2 separate regions of the Mus musculus genome follow, and region 2 is linked to region 1. Evidence: chromatin loops called from intact Hi-C (ENCODE). Cell type or tissue: heart. All regions are shown on one strand. Each heading gives the region's core, and the rest is flanking DNA. Links, peaks and the distances in the headings are about the cores only.

What was found. Peaks named below come from ENCODE experiments on the same cell type or tissue, not always from the same donor. Only the 100,000 strongest peaks of a DNase experiment are listed, where the experiment ranks them.
Region 2: it touches region 1 in a loop (8-fold over the local background); 2 of 42 quality-filtered maps call a loop at or near these places.

Annotation. Positions count from the first base shown.
Region 1 is chr9:66,889,615-66,899,703 of GRCm38, reverse strand. All of the region lies in intron 1 of Rab8b (RAB8B, member RAS oncogene family), which reads left to right. Among named protein-coding and RNA genes, the nearest start is that of Rab8b, 25 kb to the left of the region's middle. In heart, for the core only: no CTCF peak of the experiment used is centred there; a DNase peak (open chromatin) is centred at 4,473.
Region 2 is chr9:67,081,783-67,091,871 of GRCm38, reverse strand. No RefSeq gene overlaps it. Among named protein-coding and RNA genes, the nearest start is that of Gm10646, 15 kb to the left of the region's middle. In heart, for the core only: no CTCF peak of the experiment used is centred there; no DNase peak of the experiment used is centred there; H3K27ac peaks cover 730 bases.

The DNA.
Region 1 (10,089 bases), core at 1,380-9,379:
ATTTCCAGTGTTTTCACGTAGCATACTTGCCCGCATGTGTGGGAGGTTCTAATAGCTTTGAAGAGCCAGTGCTCAGCTCCATCTGAGGTGACCTCCTCTGCCATCAGGCATCATCATACATGTGCCCCACAAGAGCCCTTTTGATATTAAAAGACAAGAGCAGAAAAAGAGGCAAGGGGAGAGTTCCATGTTTAGTGTGAGATATGTGTCTTTACTGCAAAAGCCCAAAGCAAACGGCTCAGCCCTGCTCTCTGTTAGCTTGAGTGGGTGTTTTATGTTGAGGTCTCCTTTTGGCTTCTCTGGCCCACCTAACTTCTTGTGACAGGAGAACAAATAATAGACTATCCTCTGTAGATCAGAAGTGTAGAAGTGACTCTGAGGCCACAGGCAGATTGAGTGCATTCTCCTCTTGCCATGTGTGGCAGTAGGGAGGTGTCCCACCCCACAATCCACACACAGCAGACCTCTGAATGATAAGCTTATTTAACCCTACTGCGTTTTTAACCTGAACATTTGGACAGGAAAGAATGCTTAAGCAAGACTTTAGTGAGAACCTTAGTTTGAAACTTCCCTCACAAAGCTTCTTGGTACTGTATTAACAAATACTTCCTTTTAAGTGTAAAAATGCTCAAAGTATGAGTGTGTGTCTACAGTCTGGACCTTCAGGTAAGGCCCTAGAATGGTTTCTGTGAATCTTTCTTTCCTTGGTAGTGCCATACTGACTGACCATCTAAAAGCTCCTGGCTTGTCAGTCTGCCTCCTTCAGAAGTGACCTTCCTGCCCTGTGTGGTGATATTCACCTCAGTGGGTTGGTGTAGCAGTTTCCTTGGCGTGTAGCTCACATTGAATGCTAAATCACCCACAGCAGACAACAAATAAGCAACAGTGGGCCACAAATGGTTAGGGGTCAATGGTGGGCTCCCAGTGTGCCCTGGCTAGGGGATAATGGTGGGCTCCCAGTGTGCCCTGGCTAGGGGATAATGGTGGGCTCCCAGTGTGCCCTGGCTAGGGGATAATGGTGGGCTCCCAGTGTGCCCTGGCTAGGGGATAATGGTGGGCTCCCAGTGTGCCCTGGCTAGGGGGTCAATGGTGGGCTCCCAGTGTGCCCTGGCTAGGGGATAATGGTGGGCTCCCAGTGTGCCCTGGCTAGGGGCAACGGTGGGTTCTCAGGCTGTCCCCGTTATGTGTTTAAGCTTTGAAATTGAGCTGTAAGACAGTTGTCAAGGGAGCCAGTACATTTTCTGTTCCGGTTCAAGTTCAGCTCTGACTCATATTTTTTCTAGTTCAATCCAATTTTGGGTAGATTTAAAATAAATTATTTCATTTTTGTATTAGAAAAATGTCACTTTCATCTAGAGATTGAGAATCAGAAAAGATAGTAGTGATGATCTGATGCTACTTTTGACTCAAGGGGAAAAAAAATAACAGGATCCTTATAGAGTGTTGTAGGATTCAAGGTGTTTTTTATAACTAGCCAGAGGGAAGGAAACTCTGCCTCTGAGACTTACTGTAGGAAAACATAAGGGGAGGAAGAGAATCTCTATAGAATTTCCATACATGGTCGTGGGGTTAGCAGGTAGCTTCTGGACTTCCCCAAATGTTTCCCCTTTCACTAAAACAGCCCTGTGAACTGACTGGTGATTGATGTCTGAGTGGGAAACCACTGGAACATCCAACCTGACTGTGAGTGGCCATCGTCACATAGAACCCACAGGTGCCTGTGCTTATCCCCGGGGGGGGGGGGCGGGAGAGGGGGAGGATGATAACACAGGAAAGAGCATGATGTGACTTTGCAGGGCTGGCTCGCACAGTCCCAGAATATAATTAAAAGTCCATGCGATTAGCAGTAAACACTGAGGTTTATGCTGGATTTGTATAAGACTGGCAGAAACTAAAAGCACATTCTAGTGGCTTAGGCCCTCCCTCTGCCCCTCCTTTTCTCTCTCCCTCCTTCTTTTGTCTTTTCCTTCACTCCCTTTTTCTTTCTTCCTTCTTTGGAATGAAAAGGAAACTCCAGGTCCCAACAGTTTTCTCTCTTTTTTAATGTGTGTGTATGAGGTGTATGTATGCATGTTCATGTGCACATGAATGTTTGTGTATGTGAACAGAGTTACATCCATGGGGTCCTTCTCTTCCACCTTGTTGCGGCAGGGACTCCTGTTCATGCTGTGTGCCAGGCAAGCTGGCCCACAGGCCTCAGGTGTGCTCTTCCCCCAGCCTGGAGCTGGCTAAATAGACATTAAGTGCTTGCCACAGTTGGACCTTAATGACCCAGGTGGAGTCAATTTCCTACAGGAGTAGACTGCCCACTGAGCTTGCTTTGCAAGTCAATCCAGCTGAAACAAAGGATGGGTCTGTGGTCTCTCCTTATATAAGCAGAGTGCTGGATATTAAACTTTGAGCCTTGGTCAGAAACTGTTGTCTTGGCTTCATCATTCTCTCGCACCCCGTCGTTTTTCATTTCCAGCCTCTCTTCCAGGAACCCAGCTCATCCATGGCTGCTGTACAGCTATAGTCTTGGGTCTCTCTCCAGTCCCCTTCCATCGTGTGGAGGTGTGATAGGATGCAAACTGAGTACTCCTGGCTCGTCTGTGGACTCTGGGGCCCAAACTCCAGCCCTCCATTTGCATACTTTGTCTACCTCCCAACCGTATTCTTTTTTAAACTGGATATTTTTAGCCTGTTCATAGATTCATTTTCATTTACCTATTTCTCAGGCAGTACTTGAGATTGTACTACATGATTCTTTACTTTATCCTTCAAATAAGTTCTTGTAAGTGAAGATGTCTTCTGTCACCTTTTCATTACGTCAAACAGATGGGATGTTTGTGTGGATGGTCACTCTGGGGAAGGACCTGCAGGAACGTGCTTTAGGTCAGTAACTGCTGCTCTATACAGAGCCAAATGCTCAGATAACCCACTGTGCTGCCTAAAGAATTTCTTATTTAAATCTAATCCACATCTCTAAACTGCAATGTATACCTCTTTTAAATTTAGTAGACTTGGTTTTTGGGCTACAGATGAGATAGCCTTTGTTTGCAAAAATAATAATAAAAGGTAAGTTGTAAATTTAACTTGTAATATTGGGACACAGACACACAAGCATACCCACCACACACACAGAGAGAACGCTATAGCCTTCCTTCTGGCAATGAAGAATTCTTACATAAGTCTCCAGCTGTTTATTTATATTGTTGGAACTTAAAGTGAATAATTTTCTGTACTTTTCATTTATTCCCATTTCTCATATCTACTCTCAAGAATAAAACATAAATGGCCCTTTTCTTGAGCCAACTTGTAAACTTAGAAGTTCCCACTATTAAACTTGAGCCTGGTCATTCCTTCCCAGATACGGTGCTGTAGGAGGCAGAGTCTTGTGCGGTCATCTGAGAGCTTGATTTCAATTGTGAAAAGAATCTGTCAGCAGCACTCGGAGCTTCCTTGAAGATGGTTGTGCTCAGTGTCTGGCTCTGCTTCTGGTGATGGGCGTGGCCTTCAGTTTCCAAAGTGTTTTATCTCTCTTTTCTTATGTCAGCCTGAGATGTGAGTGTCTGCTTTCGAGAGTTTGTGTTTCTTATGTCTTCTTTCTAACTTAAAAACTGCATGTCATCCTTCTCTGACCTCAGAGAAACAAGGAAAAGTATTTCCTATGGATTGTGTATTTGGGATTTTACTTTATTTTTCTTGTTAGTTAATAAGTCTTCAAAATTGAACAGGGTATGTAGAGCATTGTCAGTATGCCTAAAAGTCCACAATGATTCGGATAAGCTTCCCCATTTCAGACAGAGAGATACCTGCTGTTGCTATGAGACCAGTTCCTGCATTGACCCCAACTCACCAACTGTGACCCGGGAAAGTAGGTGCTGAAGGCATGACTTCTGGTGACTCCTAGAGTCACCCCTGTTCCACTCTCCGAGTTAAGTTACTGCCTTCTGGCTCTGACTGTAGGTCATTGTGAGATGTGCTTTATGGGAATTGTAATACAGTGATACACAGATTTAATTTTAAAATACATTTTTATATTTTCATTTCTGTTGATTAAGGTAGTCTAGAACTTGTCTTGGAGTTCCTCACCAAACTGCTTGAGTTTCAGAGATATTAAAAACGTCTCTGGCTAACAGTAGTTTTGTTTTCATAACCCAGCATTTTTTTTTTTTGAAAACTGAAGTGAAAATTGGCAGAAGATGCAAAGGAACCATATCACACTGACTCTCACAGATTTGTATTGCCCAAGAGTCCGTATGAAAGGCAGCACCATGAGATGGTCTTTCCTTCTCGGCCTTTTCTCTTATGTGTTATCTGCCTGGCTTCTCCCTTCTTGAATGACTAGATAAATGTTTTGATGCAGTTTTCAAGTATTGTGTCGTCCTGCCTGAAAGTTTTGATTTCTCAAATATGTGTCCTTCTTTAGCCAAAAGATGGTGTCAGAGCAGCTGGCCCGGCTGCTGCCTCAGTGGAGCATTTTCCCCCAGGAAAGGCGGGGTTCTCTCTGGTCACAGAGATGTTGATTACACGGGCGTTCCTCTCGGTGTTGCTGAGTCAGAGTCTCTCTCACTTCATTTTGTTACTTGTGCTCACGATAGCTCCTTTCCTGTAAAGAAGGAGTAATCAAACAGCTTATCAAAGAGGGTCCATATAATTAGTCAGGAGAAAGGAGCACAGATGTACTGCCAAGAGCCTGGCAAAGAGATGGTAGGACTGGGTCCCCTGATGGGAGGTCTTAGTGTAATGAGAGTGACAGTTCTGTATGATGATTTTCCTGTTATGCAATAGACGTGACAATATAGGTTCTTTATATCTAAAAAAAATTTGAATATAGAGGTTTTCCATCAGAAATTTCTTTTGTTTCTTTTCCCCTTCTCTCTTCTTCCCTCCCTCTCTTTCCACAGTCTTGGTACTTAGCCCAGGCTAGCTCCAAACTCTCATTTCTCCTGTGATTTGGTAGTGCTGGGATTTTGGGTGCTTTTATTCAGTTCCCTCTGGGACTTTGTAATCTTCCTTGATATTTATTCTAATAGCAATTTGGGTGTTTAAGATAATTTTAGTTTCCTGTGTATTGCACTGAGCTTTTAGATTTCCAGAGGAGACCTTATCTGAGTTCATTGTATGGTGGCACTGGCCATAACGATTTCAGGTCCTTAGCCAGGTTTGGAGAGTCATGTATGGCTGTTCAAAACCAAGATGGAGAAGAAAGGACTAGTGATTTTTGGATACTTGAAGCCAGAGAAGGCTCCCATCATGAAGGTGTCTGTGTGTGAGTGCTGTTTTCTCCAATGGAGAATTAAGTCACTGACTACACTAATGTGCTTTTTTTTTAATTGAAAAATAATATAAAGTAAAATCTGACAAAGACAGACTTTTCAGAAGAGGAAGGGTTATATTGCATTTGTACAACTTTGTATCAGTAGCAACATTCATGTCAAAAAGGAAACTCTCATTTTGAAATTCATCTTAATTGCAACATTCTTTTTTCCAGACAGACAGTTCAGAGCTCACACAGTAATAACTACTTCTAAAACAGACATGAGAATTCAACTAGTTGAGCTTGTTATGCCAGCCCTCTCATGTTAGTACATGGTTTTAAGCAAGATACTTATCTGAATTCCCCTTTCCTCTTGTCTTCAATGGAGATAATACCCCTGGTGCAGGTTCCTTAGTTGGCTGGTTGGCTGGTTTTGAGAATGGTGAGGGGCATTAAGGACTTACCACACTGCCTGGCACTAAGAGCTATTGGGAAGTACTAATGGTTTTTAAAAGTATATTAAAACCTATTCTTTGAGAATAGGTTTTTAAAAATAAATTTAAATTTATCCTTTGAGAATTTTATTTACAAATATACTGTATTTGATTTTATCTATGCCCTTCCTCTCTTCCACCCCATCCCTTCTGTTCTTCTCCCAACTTTATGACCTCTTTTTATTTTTTAACTCCAAATCTGTTTGTTTTGAGGAGTATGAAAATCCAATGCTTTCTATTTCTTTCATATATATTTTATTTTATATTAATCTTTGAAAATCCAGAGAATCATAAGGGGATATTAATAAATAATTTTCGTTTTAAATAGAATATGATTTTAATATTTCCAACTGTTAGTATTCAACAGACAGAATAATTATTTTAAGATATATTTTGTTGATAAATCTCCCTTTTCATTTCTGATTTTGTGAATTTGGATACTGTCTCTGTGCCCTCTGGTTAATCTGGCTAAAGGTTTATCTATCTTGTTAATTTTCTCAAAGAACCAGCTCCTGGTTTTGTTGATTCTTTGTATAATTCTTTTTGTTTCTATTTGGTTGATTTCAGCCCTGAGTTTGATTATTTCCTGCTGTCTACTCCTTTTGGGTGTAATTGCTTCTTTTTGTTCTAGAGCTTTCAGGTGTGCTGTCAAGTTGCTAGTGTAAGCTCTCTTCAGTTTCTTTTTGGAGACACTTAGAGCTATGTGTTTTCTTCTTAGGACTGCTTTCATTGTGTCCCATAAGTTTTGGGATGATGTGTCTTCATTTTCATTCAATTCTAAAAAGTCTTTAATTTCTTTCTTTATTTTTTCCTTATAAATAAAAAGTGATCATTTAGTAGAGCATTGTTCAGCTTCCATGTGTATGTGTGCTTTCTGTTGTTTTTGTTGGTATTTAAGACCAGCCTTAGTCCATGGTGATCTGATAGAGTGCATGGGATTATTTCAATCTTCTTGTATCTGATGAGGCCTGTTTTGTGATCAATTATATGGTCAATTTTGGAGAAGGTACCATGAGGTGCTAAGAAGAAGGTATATTCTTTTGCTTTAGGATGAAATGTTCTATAAATATCTGTTAGATCCATTTGGTTCATAATTTGTATTAGTTTCACTTTGTCTCTGTTTAGTTTCTGTTTCCATGATCTGTCCATTGCTGAGAGTGGAGTGTTGAAGTCACCCACTATCATTGTGTGGGGTGTGATGTGTGCTTTGAGCTTTAGTAAAGTTTCTTTTATGAATGTGGCTGCCCTTGCATTTGGAGCATAGATGTTCAGAATCGAGAGTTCGTCTTGGTAGATTTTTCCTTTGATCAGTGTGAAGTGTGCTTCTTTATCTTTTTAAATAACTTTTGGTTGAAAGTTAATTTTATTCCATATTAGAATGGCTACTCCAGCTTGTTTCTTGGGACCATTTGCTTGGAAAATTCTTTTCCAACCTTCTACTCTGAGGTCTTTGTCACCGAGGTGTGTTTCCTGTATGCAGCAAAATGTTGGGTCTTGTTTACGTATTCAGTCTGTTAGTCTATGTCTTTTTATTGGGGAATTTAGTCCATTGATGTTAAGAGATATTAAGGAAAAGTGATTACTACTTCCTGTTATTTTTGTTGTTAGAGGTGGAATTATGTTTGTGTGGCTATCTTCTTTTGAGTTTGTTGAAAGATTCCTTTCTTGCTTTTCCCTAGGGTGTAGTTTCCGTCCTTATGTTTTCCAATTATTATCCTTTGTAGGGCTGGATTTATGGAAAGATATTGTATAAATTTGGTTTTGTCATGGGATATCTTGTTTTCTCCATCTATGGTAATTGAGAGTTTTGCTGGGTATAGTAGCCTGGGCTGGCATTTGTGTTCTCTTAGGGTCCGTATGACATCTGCCCAGGATCTTCTAGCTTTCATACTCTCTGGTAAAAAGTCTTGTATAATTCTAATAGGCCTGCCTTTATATGTTACTTGACCTTTCTCCCTTACTGCTTTTAATGTTCTTTCTTTGTTTAGTGCATTTGGTGTTTTGATTATTATGTGACAGGAGGAATTTCTTTTCTGGTCCAGTCTATTTGGAATTCTGTAGGCTTCTTGCATGTTCATGGGCATCTCTTTCTTTAGGTTAGGAAAGTTTTCTTCTATAATTTTGTTGAAGATATTTACTGGCCCTTTAAGTTGGTAATCTTCACTCCCTTCTATACATATTACCTTAAGTTTCGTCTTTGCATTGTGTCCTAGATTTCCTGGATGTTTTGGGTTAGGAGCTTTTTGCTTTTTGCACTTTCTTTAACTGTTGTGTCAATGTTTTCTATGGTATCTTCTGCACCTGAGATTCTCTCTTCTATCTCTTGTATTCTGTTGGTGATTCTTGCATCTATGACTCCTGATCTCTTTCCTAGGTTTTCTTACTCCAGGTTTGTCTCCCTTTGTGATTTCTTTATTGTTTCTATTTCCATTTTTAGATCTTGGATGGTTTTGTTCATTTCCTTCGTCTGTTTGACTGTGTTTTCCTGTAATTCTTTAACGGATTTTTGTGTTTCCTTTTTAAGGGCTTCTAGCTTTTTACCTCTGTTCTCCTGTATTTCTTTAAGGGATTTATGTCCTTCTTAATGTCCTCTATCATCATCATGAGAAGTGATTTTAGAACTGAATCTTGCTTTTCCTGTGTGATGGTGTATCCAAATCTTGCTATGGGGGGAGAATTGGGTTCTGATGATGCCAAGTAATCTTTGTTTCTGTTGCTTATGTTCTTATGCTTGCCTCCCGCCATCTGATTATCTCTAGTGCTGTCTGCCCTTACTCTATCTGACTGGGGCCTGTTCTTCCTGTGATCCTGGTTGTGTCAGAACTCCTCAGAGTTCAGTTGTCTCTGTGATCCTGTGATTCTGGGATCCTGAGATCCTGGGATCCTAGGCATGTTAAAGCACCTGGGAGCTTCCTCTGGGTGTTGTGGGACTGGCTGCAGAGTTCGAATCCAAGGTCTGCTCAGGGTACCGGCCCAGACTAGAAGGAACCTGTGCCAGTGGTCAGGCAGAGTTCCTGGGTACCTGGGTCCTGCTTGTCCAGTTACTTCCAGTGTTGGGGCAGATGTTGTGTCCTCCCTTTATGACCTCTTATTTAAAGTTTTTCTTTTTCGTAACCTACAGAGTCAAATTAGTACTACTTTTTTGCACATGAGTTCATTAGAGCATGAGCAGCCTTCCAGGGGATATACCCCTGAGGAAAACGATTTTCCCTACCCTTGTGCTAGCAACTGCTGGTAGCTCTTAGCTAGCAGTGGGCCTCATGAGCCACTCTCCCATCCAAGCTGGCTTCTTGAGTAGCTTGATCTTTGCAGGTAGCCACACTGCTGTGAGTTTGAGTGCAATGGCCCTGTTATGCACTTCTTAGCATTCATTCCCAACCTCTGGCTCTGAAAGTCGTTATGCCCACTCGTTTGCTCAGCCTTTGGGAAAAAGAGTGTGATACAGATGTCCCATTTATGGCTGAGCACTCCATAGTCTCTTATTGTCTCTGTATTAACCACTGTCCACTGGTGGGGGTGGGAGGGAGGAAGCTTCCCTGATCGGGGCTGAGAGTTGCATCAGCATATGCTATAGTTTTGTGTCAGTGTGACACAAGTTACAGTCACTGGAGAAGAGAGAAACTCAATTGAGAATTTGTCTCATAAGATCCTGCTGTAGGGCATTTTCTTAATTAGTACTTGATGGGGGAGGGCCCAGCCCATTGTGGGTGGTAACAACCTTGGTCTGGTGGTCCTGGATTTTATAAGAAAGCAGTCTTTAGTTCCAGCCTGGTCTATAGAGTGAGTTCCAGGACTGCTAAGGCTACACAGAGAAATCCTGTCCCAAAAACCAAACACAAAGAGCAGGAGAGAGAGAGAGAGCGAGCGAGCAAAAATTAGTTAGCAGCACCCCTCCATAGTCTCTGCATCAGGGTGTTCTTTCCTTGTTTGAATTCCTGGCCTGGCTTTTTAAAATAATGACTACAATGTAGGAGTGTAAGCCCAATAAGTTTTCTATCCCAACTTGTTTTTTTTGTTTCATTACAGCAATAGAAATCCTTAGCTAAGACATATGGGTATAAAGATAAGTACTTAGAAAGTAGTTGGATATTAAACCATAATATTAGCAAAATAGTAGAATGTTCTCTCTTAGGGCCTATAAGCTATAAATACCTGTGAGGGTTTTTTTTTTGCCAGGTTTACAAGACCAGGCATAAATTTCCTCCTGTGGAGTACACGACTCCAATCAGCAGTAGGCTGGTTACCCCGTAGCATCTGTGCCACTGTTACACCAATGGGCATATCATGCCAGGACAGTTACTGTTGTAGCTCACAGTGTTTATGGCTGGACAAGATGGCTGATGACTTTTCTCC
Region 2 (10,089 bases), core at 741-8,740, 190 kb before region 1:
CATTAAGTCAGCATTTTCAAGCAAATTGTTCTGGTGTGAAGGAGTGTGTGTGTTCTGCTTGGGGATTTCAGCTGTCATCGTTTCTAGCCTGTTGCAGGGGTTAATAATTTAACCACAGGTATGTGCTCTAGGCTGAAAGCTGATAAACGTGATGGGGCAGGGGGGTTGCTAACCATATGTTTTCCTATTAATAGGGAGGCATCAACATGACAGTTTAGGGACTAGACGGATGACTTAGCGGGTAAATTGCTTGCTGAGTTAGAACCCAGGTTTGGAGCGCTGGCATCCATATAGAAATGGTGGTGTGGTGGCACACACCTGAAACCTCAGCACCGCGGAGAAGGGACAGGGTAATCCTAGGGACTTGCAGGTCTAGCAGAAATGTTGAGCTCCAGGTTTAGTGAGAGAATCTGTCTCTAAAAATGGAGAGCAATCGGAAGACTCTTGGCATCAGACTCTGGCCTCTACCCTGCGTCCTCACTGGTGAACACACCGACACACACCCACTCACCGACATACACCGACACACACGCAAACCCTGGGATTAAGTCACTGCCTGTTCCATGTGCTTATGTGTACACCAGCAGTTCAGAAGATCTCTGATCCTAAATGTCTCCCCAGCTGGGCATTCATGTCAGCCCCCAAAAGACCAAGACAAACTTGAAACAGTGCAGGCAGCACTTGTGATTTGTGTAAACACGCGTGCGTGCACACACACACACATACACACACACACACGTGCTTTAACAGAACAAAGTGGATGAGTAGTGATGGTGTCTGTGGCCCTCTGTGGAGAGTTGCTGCAGAGTCACTCACATGGAGGAAAGGTGCTGGAGTCAGGCAAACCTTAGTGTGTGAATCCCAGCTGTGTGGCCTTGCCAGCTACAGAACCTCTCAGATCTGCTTCCTCCTCTGCAGAATGGAGGCTGGAGCCCTTCCCCCTAGGAAGGGTGTGAGCATTAAGTAAGGTAAAGTTCACTGAACAAATCCCAGTTTGCAGAAAGGCACTGTAGACTCAGTAAATAGCCAGCTCCTTTGTCATTATAGGGATTCTATTCTCATTAGCTCATGTCACCCTAAGAGCTGTAGGCAGCCAGAAGGAGGCTCCTCCACCCTTGCGATGTCTCTCTATGCCCAGGCTCTGGCCAGCAACTTGAGATATGAGCTGGGACATTTCTCTTAGGGGACAATGTGTCCTTGAGCTGTCCCACAGCAGAAGCCTGTAAGCTGTGCCAGAAACTTTAGGGGCTGTCTGCATGTGTGTGCCTTGAGTCTCTCTTTGCTAGGAACTCTCTGCCCATTTTCCCTGATGCTCCTAGGCACCATCCTTTTTATGCACATACATATGTACACACACACACACTCACACACATTCCCACATATACTAACACATACACTCACACACACACAAACACACACACTCACACATACACACTCTCACACACACACTCACAAACACACACGCTCACACACACACACCTTTTGTTGAGTTTTTGGGTTTTGGATTTTTTTTTTTTTGAGACTTTGGTTTCACTATTTTTAGACTTATTTTCTTTTATGTGCATGAGTGTTTTGCTTGTGTGTATGTATGTGCACCCTGTGCATGCCTGGTGCTCTCAGAGGTTAAAAGCCAGCCCTGGGTCCCCTGGAATGGAGGTATGAATGGGCATGGTTATAAACCACTGTGTGGTACTGGGAACTAATGCTGGGTCCTCTGTGAGAGCAATAACGTGCTCTTAACTGCTGAGCCATCTCTCTACCCCCAAGCTCACATTTAAAACTTGAAATGAGGGTTTGGAGAGATGATGGCTCAGAGGTTGAGAGCACTGACTGCTTCCAGAGGACCTGGCTTCAATTTCCAGCACCCACATGGCAGCTCACAGGTGTCTGTGACTCCAGTTTCAGGGGATCTGACACCTCCACACAGACAAACATGCAAGCAAAACACCAATGCACATTAAAAAAAAAAAAAAAACGTGAAAAGAAGGAAGAGATAGAAATGATAGAAAAAAAAGCCATTCATAGCTCAAATCCTTTGCCAACATTTAACTTAACAATGGGGATTGGAATTTTATTTAAGATAAAGGTCTCTTTAGCTCAGGCTGGTCTCAAACTTACCACACAGACAAAAGTATCCTTGAATTCTTAATCTGCCCATCTCTACCTTCACATGCTAGAATTACAGGTATGCAGCAATAGATCAGCATGTGTGGTTCTGGGGGCAAAACCCAGGATGCAGCTATGCTAAGCAATTGGTCTGCTCCCTGAGCTACTGCCCGGGCCATCTGGCAAGTCTCTACGCATATTATAAGTAATGTTGATTATCCTATATATTTGATACTCATTTATGGGTGTCCTGTTTTTTCCCCCTAACTCCACAGAGAGGCCACCATCGCTTTAACAATTGCACTGCATTTCCTAAGAGCCACCACGGCTTATGAAACCAGCTGGAATCCTAGATTACTGCCAAAATGTTTGCTGTGATGAACGGCATTAGGAAAGCAGAAAACTTTTTCTGTCTTCACGTCATTATCTCAGAAATTATCTTCTTAGAATTATAAGTATAATCTTCTCATGGCACCCATAGTAGACTGGATCTGTTCCCAGAATGAGGGTCATAGCCTGAGGCTTGACAGTCCTAATAAACCACGATTGGTCTCTTGTCCTCAAAAAGCCAACTAAAGACACAATAATGAAAAGCAGAAAAAGGTTTATTCAATGTGACCTCATAGGAAAGACCAAACAGGTTTAGTAACACCTCTCCCATGTCCACTTTTGGAATTCAATTTGAAGATCAGACTAGCCTTGAACTCAGAGATCAGCCTGCCCCTGCCTCCCGAGTGCTAGGATTAAATGCATGCATACCATGCCCGTTGGGTCTTTTTTTTTTTTTTTAATTTTTTATTTGGGGTGAGGATGCACCATAGCACATGTGTGATGTCTGAGCACATCTTGTGTGAATTTGTTCTCTCCTTCTACCATGTGGGGCCCAGGAATCAAACACAAGCCATCAGGCTTGAGAGCAGTCACTTTACATGTTAGTCATCTCACTGGCCCATCTCTGGGGTCTTCATGTGAGATTGGGGTGTAAATAGTAGGTAACAGCAGCCATGGTCAAGTGTGGTGTTAAGTGCATCGCTGATCCATCACTGTCTTGGCTCTAATCTCTCTTACAAGGCAGTCTAACAAGTTGTATGACATTAAATCTGCATGCTATTCCTTCAAGAGATAGATTTTGGCTGGCACAGGCTTAGATTTTCCCATCTCTCAGTATGAGGTTCTTGGGGAAGCTCTACAACCTTGGAGATTAAGGAGGAAGAAGAGGAGGAGGAGGAGGAGGAGGAGGAGGAGGAGGAGGAGAGTCTACTAATCCAAGGGAGGAATGCAAGTAACTCTTTTTTTTTTTCCCCCTAAGACAGGGTTACTCTGTGCAGTCCTGGCTGTCCTGGAACTCACTCTGTAGACCAGGCTGGCCTCAAACTCAGAAATTCACCTGCCTCTGCCTTCCGAGTGCATGTGTCACCAATGGCTGGCTTGCAAGTAACTCTTAAAGAATATATTGGCTCCTGCTAAGAAGATTATAGAAATGAGGCTTGGGGGGTGGGGGTGGGGGTTGGAGTGGCCCTTAGGATGTTAAACACCATTGTGGAGTTTGGAGTTCAGGGTACAGGGAGAGAGAAAAAGAGCAATAAGAACAATTTAGAGTCAGACAACGAAAAAAAGCCAAAGAAGATGGAGGCAACCATCAGAGAAAAGCTAACCAGGCCAAGAAGTCTGGCCCACAGGGTGAGGGGTGGGGTGGGGGCTTGGGTGGGTAGTGTTGCTAGATTTTGGCCTCCTGGCTTCCTGTGAGTGAAGAAGCTCCTCCACCTCCACCCCAACACAGTTGGCAATAACTTGTTTCAGCAGTCTAGGAAACAAATACATTGACCATTTCAATTCACAAAGAAGCACTAAGTCCTAGAGAGGCAGCCTTATATCTGTGACAAATGGCTTCATGGCCATGTCAGATTTATAGAAAGGGCCCATGTCAACAGTTCCACTAACTCTGTATGTCTTCCCAGAAGGCATTGCTTGGGAAACAGGTAGGACTCACCTTTTGTGGTCCTGACTTCTGGCTCAGTTCCAGGAGAAAACTCCCATTGGTCAGCCCTCCTGTGGCTAGTGAGTTTGCTTGTTAGCATGAGATAGGAAATCTTTTTAAGGAAGCCAGCAGGCAAGAGGTTAATCCTTAAATCTTCAGGAATTTTTAAAAAAGATGTATGTGTTCTATTTTATATGTTCTGCCTGCCTACATGTATGTGTGCCATATATGCCCCCTTCCCACACACACACACTACCACCTAAGGAGCTCAGAAGTGGAGGGGAGAGACCAGAAGAGGGTGTCAGATTTCTTGGAACTAGAGTTAGGGGTGGTTCTGAGCCACCATGTGGTTGATGGGTATTGAACCCAGATCCTCTGGAAGAGCAACAAGTGCTGTAAAGCACTGAGCCATGTCTTTGACCCTTAATCCCACAAGATCTTGCTGACTTCCACACAGAAGGTGCAACATCAAAAACAAACAAACAAATGTGAATGGCACAATTTTTATGCTGGTTAAATAGGCTAAGCCCTGTATCTTCAGACTCTATGAATCCTGTTGAATAATATACCCAGGTATTTATTGAGCAGGGCAGAGAAGGAGCAGACCTTATGTGCAAACTCCACGACCAGTCCCACAACACCCAGAAGACACTCCGCTCACAGTCGCTCTAACACACCCAGGATCCCAGGATCCCAGGAGCTTGGTCACACCAGGATCTCAGGGTCCCAAAGGCAGCTTGACTCCCAGAAGCTCTGTCTCACCTAGGATCTCAGGATCATAGGATCCCAGAACCACGGGATCACAGAGATAGATTGACTCTGAGGAGTTCTGACACAACCAGAATCACAGGAAGAACAGGCTCCAGTCAGATATCGAGGACAGGTAGCACTAGCGAGAACCAGATGGCGGGAGGCAAGCATAAGAACATAAGCAACAGAAACCAAGATTACTTGGCATCATCAGAACCCAATTCTCCCACCATAGCAAGTCCTAAATACCCCAACACACTGGAAAAGCAAGATTCAGATCTAAAATCACTTCTCATGATGATGATAGAGGACTTTAAGAAGGACATAAATAACTCCCTTAAAGACATACAGGAGAACACAGGTAAGCAGCTAGAAGCCCTTAAAGAGGAAACACAAAAATCCCTTAAAGAATTACAGGAAAACACAGTTAAACAGGTGAAGGAAATGAACAAAACCATCCAAAAACTAAAAATGGAAATAGAAACAGTAAAGAAATCACAAAGGGAGACAAACCTGGAGTTAGAAAACCTAGGAAAGAGATCAGGAGTCATAGATGCAAGCATCACCAACAGAATACAAGAGATAGAAGAGAGGCAGAAGATACCATAGAAAAGATTGACACAACAGTTAAAGAAAATGCAAAAAGCAAAAAGCTCCTAGCCCAAAACATCCAGGAAATCTAGGACACAATGAGAAGACAAAACCTAAGGATAATAGGTTTAGAAGAGAGCAAAGATTCCCAACTTAAAGGGCCAGTAAATATCTTCAACAAAATTATAGAAGAAAACTTCCCTAACCTAAAGAAAGAGATGCCCATGAACATACAAGAAGCCTACAGAATTCCAAATAGACTAGACCAGAAAAGAAATTCCTCCTGTTACATAATAATCAAAACACCAAGTGCACTAAACAAAGAATTTTAAAAGCAGTAAGGGAGGTCAAGAAACATATAAAGGCAGACCTATCAGAATTACACCAGACTTCTCACCAGAGACTATGAAAGCCAGAAGATCCTGGGCAGATGTCATACAGACCCTAAGCGAACACTAATGCCAGCCCAGGCTACTATATCCAGCAAAACTCTCAATTACCATAGATGGGCAAAACAAGATATTTCATGACAAAACCAAATTTACATAATATTTTTCAATAGATCCAGCCCTACAAAAGATAATAGATGGAAAACACCAATTCAAGGATGGAAACTACACCCTAGAAAAAGTGAGAAAATAATCTTTCAACAAACCCAAAAGATAGCCACACAAAACATAATTCTATCTCTAACAACAAAAATAACAGGAAGTAACAATCACTTTAATATCTCTTAACGTCAATGGACTCAATTCCCCAATAAAAAGACATAGACTAACAGACTGGATATGTAAACGGGACCCAGCATTTTACTGCATACAGGAAACCCACCTCAGTAACAAAGGCAGATACTACCTCAGAGTAAAAGGTTGGAAAACAATTCTCCAAGCAAATGGTCCCAAGAAACAAGCTGGAGTAGCCATTCTAATATCAAATATAATCAACTCTCAACCAAACATTATCCAAAAAAAAAAAAAAGATTAGGAAAGACACTTCATACTGGTCTAAGAAAAAAATCTACCAACATGAACTCTCAATTCTGAACATCTATGCTCCAAATGCAAGGGCACCCACATTCATAAAAGAAACTTTGCTATAGCTCAAAGGACACATCACACCTCACACAGTAATAGTGGGAGACTTCAACACTCCACTCTCAGCAATGGACAGATCATGGAAACAGAAACTAGACAGAGACACAGTGAAACTATCAGAAGTTATGAACCAAATGGATCTAACAGATATTTATAGAATATTTCATCCTAAAGCAAAAGAATATACCTTCTTCTCAGTACCTCATGATACCCTCTCCAAAATTGACCATATAATCGGTCACAAAATAGGCCTCAACAGATACAACAAGAATGAAATAATTCCCCGCACCCTATCAGATCATCATGGACTAAGGCTGGTTTTAAATACAAATAAAAAAACTGGAAATCACACATACACATGGAAGCTGGACAACGCTCTACTCAATGATAACTTGGTCAAGGAAGAAATAAAGAAATTAAAAGCTTTTTAGACTTTACTGAAAATGAAGACACATCATACCAGAACTTATGGGACACAATGAAAGCAGTGGTAAGAGGAAAACTCATAGCTCTAAGTGCCCCCCAAAAAGAAACTAAAGAGAGCTTACATTAGCAGCTTGACAGCACACCTGAAAGCTCTAGAACAAAAAGAAGCAAATATACCCAAGAGGAGTAGATGGCAGGAAATAATCAAACTCAGGGCTGAAATCAACCAAATAGAAACAAAAGAACTATACAAAGAATCAACCAAAACAGGAGCTGGTTCTTTGAGAAAATCAACAAGTTAGATAAACCCTTAGCCAGATTAACCAGAGGGCACAGAGACAGTGTCCAAATTAATAAAATCAGAAATAAAAAGGGAGACATACCAATGAAATATATCTTAAAATAACTATTCTGATTGTTGAATATTAACAATTGAAAATATTAAAATCATGTTCTACAAAAAAAAAAAAAACCACCTTGCAGTAATTCTGTATCCAGCAAAACCGATTTAAACTGAGAAAGAAATTAAAGCATTCTAGATAAACAAGATCAGAGATAGTTCATTATCTTAGACCTGCCTCCAAAGAAATGTTAATTGGTGTCCTTGGGCTAAATGAAGGAAGTTTTGGATAACTCAAAATCTTATGAAATGATAAATCCTCAAGTAAAGATAGATACGTAAAAAAGAAAGAAAGAAAAAAAAAAAAAAAAGAACAGGGCAGCGAAATTCCTTCTCTGTAGCAACAGCTTCCGTTTACCAAGCACCAGCCACAGGCCAGGCATTATACTAAGCCTGTCAGTCAGTTCTAGGAGGGAAAGTCAAGTCATGTGGATGGAGTAAAATAAAGGCAAAGGACAAATTAACAAACCATGCCATGCGAGTGAGCGCCTATCCCAGGGCAGCTATGGAAAGACAGGCATTACCACATTGAGCCAGGGGAGAGGCAGTGTGGTGCAGACAGAAGGATGTGAGCGAGTGTGAAAGGCAGTGTGATCCAAGAGACCAGCAGGGAGGAAGCCAGACTCAACCTCCTCCCTTCCCTGCAGGACACAAAAGGACAAACAGAAGTTCTTCCACTTACCTACTAGCTGCCCTGCTGTGTGTAGTTAGCTTCCATAGGAACACCCTGGTAGGGATTGTTTACAGCTCCAGTTGGCAGTGTGAACCAGGAAGAGTGGGGTCTAAAAATGAGGCAGATTAAAGTCTCCTGCAATAGCCAACTGAATTCAGAGCATCAGACAATACTCTGAGGGCTAAAAAGAGTCACCTGAATAAAGTGTCAATCACAAGGACAAGCTACATGTGGCCAAAACATGTTTCTCCAAGGAGGCAAATGAATAACAACGGCTGAAGTAAACTCACTCCGATCCACTACGCCTGGGAGGAGCATAAAAGCATATTTCATGAACAATTCCTTGTTTTGAAGAAACTGAGGCAACAAAACTCTTGTTTTCTCACCAATGCTCAGAATTCTCACTAGACTCCATTCTTGGGTTGTGTTCTGACAACCTCAGAACCTTTGAGACATAAAGAAATTTAGCTTACAAGAGAAAGCATGCTACCCACTCCTGGCAACCATGTGAACACAAATCTCCTATGGCTATGAAATCTCAAAAAAACAAAAATATTAAGAAAAGACGATCTTAGGACTGGGGAGGGTGTTATTCAGCTGATAGAGTGTTTACTTAACACACATAAAGTTCTGGATTTTATTCCAGCACTGCACAACCCAAGCATGGTGATGCATTCCTGTGATCCAACAGAAAGGAAAGACAGGAGGACTGGTGTAGCCATTTAAAGGCCAGCCTAGGATACAGGAAACCCTTGGATGGATGGATGGATGGATGGATGGATGGATGGATGGATGGATGGATTGATTCTCTCCCAACATTAACTGCTATTTTGGGGAGAATATATTTCTATGTTCAATATTTAATAGTACTCACATCATAGAGGCAGCATAAATGCAACAAAGATCCAACAATGAATCCCCACACGTACCACTGACTTGTAAGACTAGGGCTTTCTCCCTTTCTTATTCCTCACCGACCCCAGAATTCCAGTGGTCGTCAGAGTTTGGAGGGGAGAAGGTAGGTGAGCCACTGTCTGGATGGGCTGGAGTAAGAGATGCCCAGCCAGAGGATTCTGGGTCTCCTAGCTCCACTTCCTCCAGTTTGCTGTATACAATGTATGATTGCAATCCTGTGGTGGGCAGGAGGCAGAGGAGAGATGGGGATGGGGGAAGTGTATATGGTGGCCAGATATGAACCTCAAGCACTGTTCACCCTATTTCTTGAGATAGGGTTTTACCGGGATCTTGCCAAGTCCACTAAGTTGGCTGGTCAGTAAACCCAGAGGCCTTCCGATCTCAGCCTCTCCACTACTTGGGATAGGAGAGCATGACACAATACCTGGCTTTTTTGTGTGATTTCTAGGAATAGAACTCAGGTCCTCCTGGCAAGCCCTTTGCAATAGAATCATTTCCCCAGCCCCAGTGATTAGAATCGTAGTTAAAGTAAGAGTTCCTTAACTTACAAAAGCCTCGGTTGGGAAACCACTGGAGCAAGTGTCTCAAGGCCATCGGCCATCATTCTGGCTTGTCACAGTGGCCAGTGCCCAGAGGCCTGGGTGTGACAGCAGTGAGGCCAGCCTTTCTTGGGCTGCTTCATCTCTGCTGGTTGTCTCAGGTTGTCTACCCACTTGGGAGGCCACCTTTCTCCAAGCCCGGGACCTGATCACCCAAAAAGACCTTTCCCTTGCCTCTGTCAGAGAGGCCAGAGAGAGGAGTCAGATTCTGTCTGACTGTCCTCTAATGCCCAGCATCCCCACAGTATGCCTCTCAGGTGGCAACATGTCTAGGCCTTGCTGAAGGAGTGCCCCGCCCCCAAGCACTGCCTGCCTCCTCCAGCTCCCTGGGTCTTCCAGACCTAGATTTAGAACACCAGGTCAGTTGTAAAGAAAAGAAATATGTATTCTTCCTTTCCACACCCAGGTTCCTCATTCTGGGGCTGGGAGACCGCCAACAAAAATAGCATGATGTCATCCCCGGCTGATCCTGTTAATCCCTTTCTGTCCAATATTGAGTCTCGGTTTTTATTTAAAAGTGATTTTATTGTCAAAGGCTGGTTAAGAGCCTCTGAGAG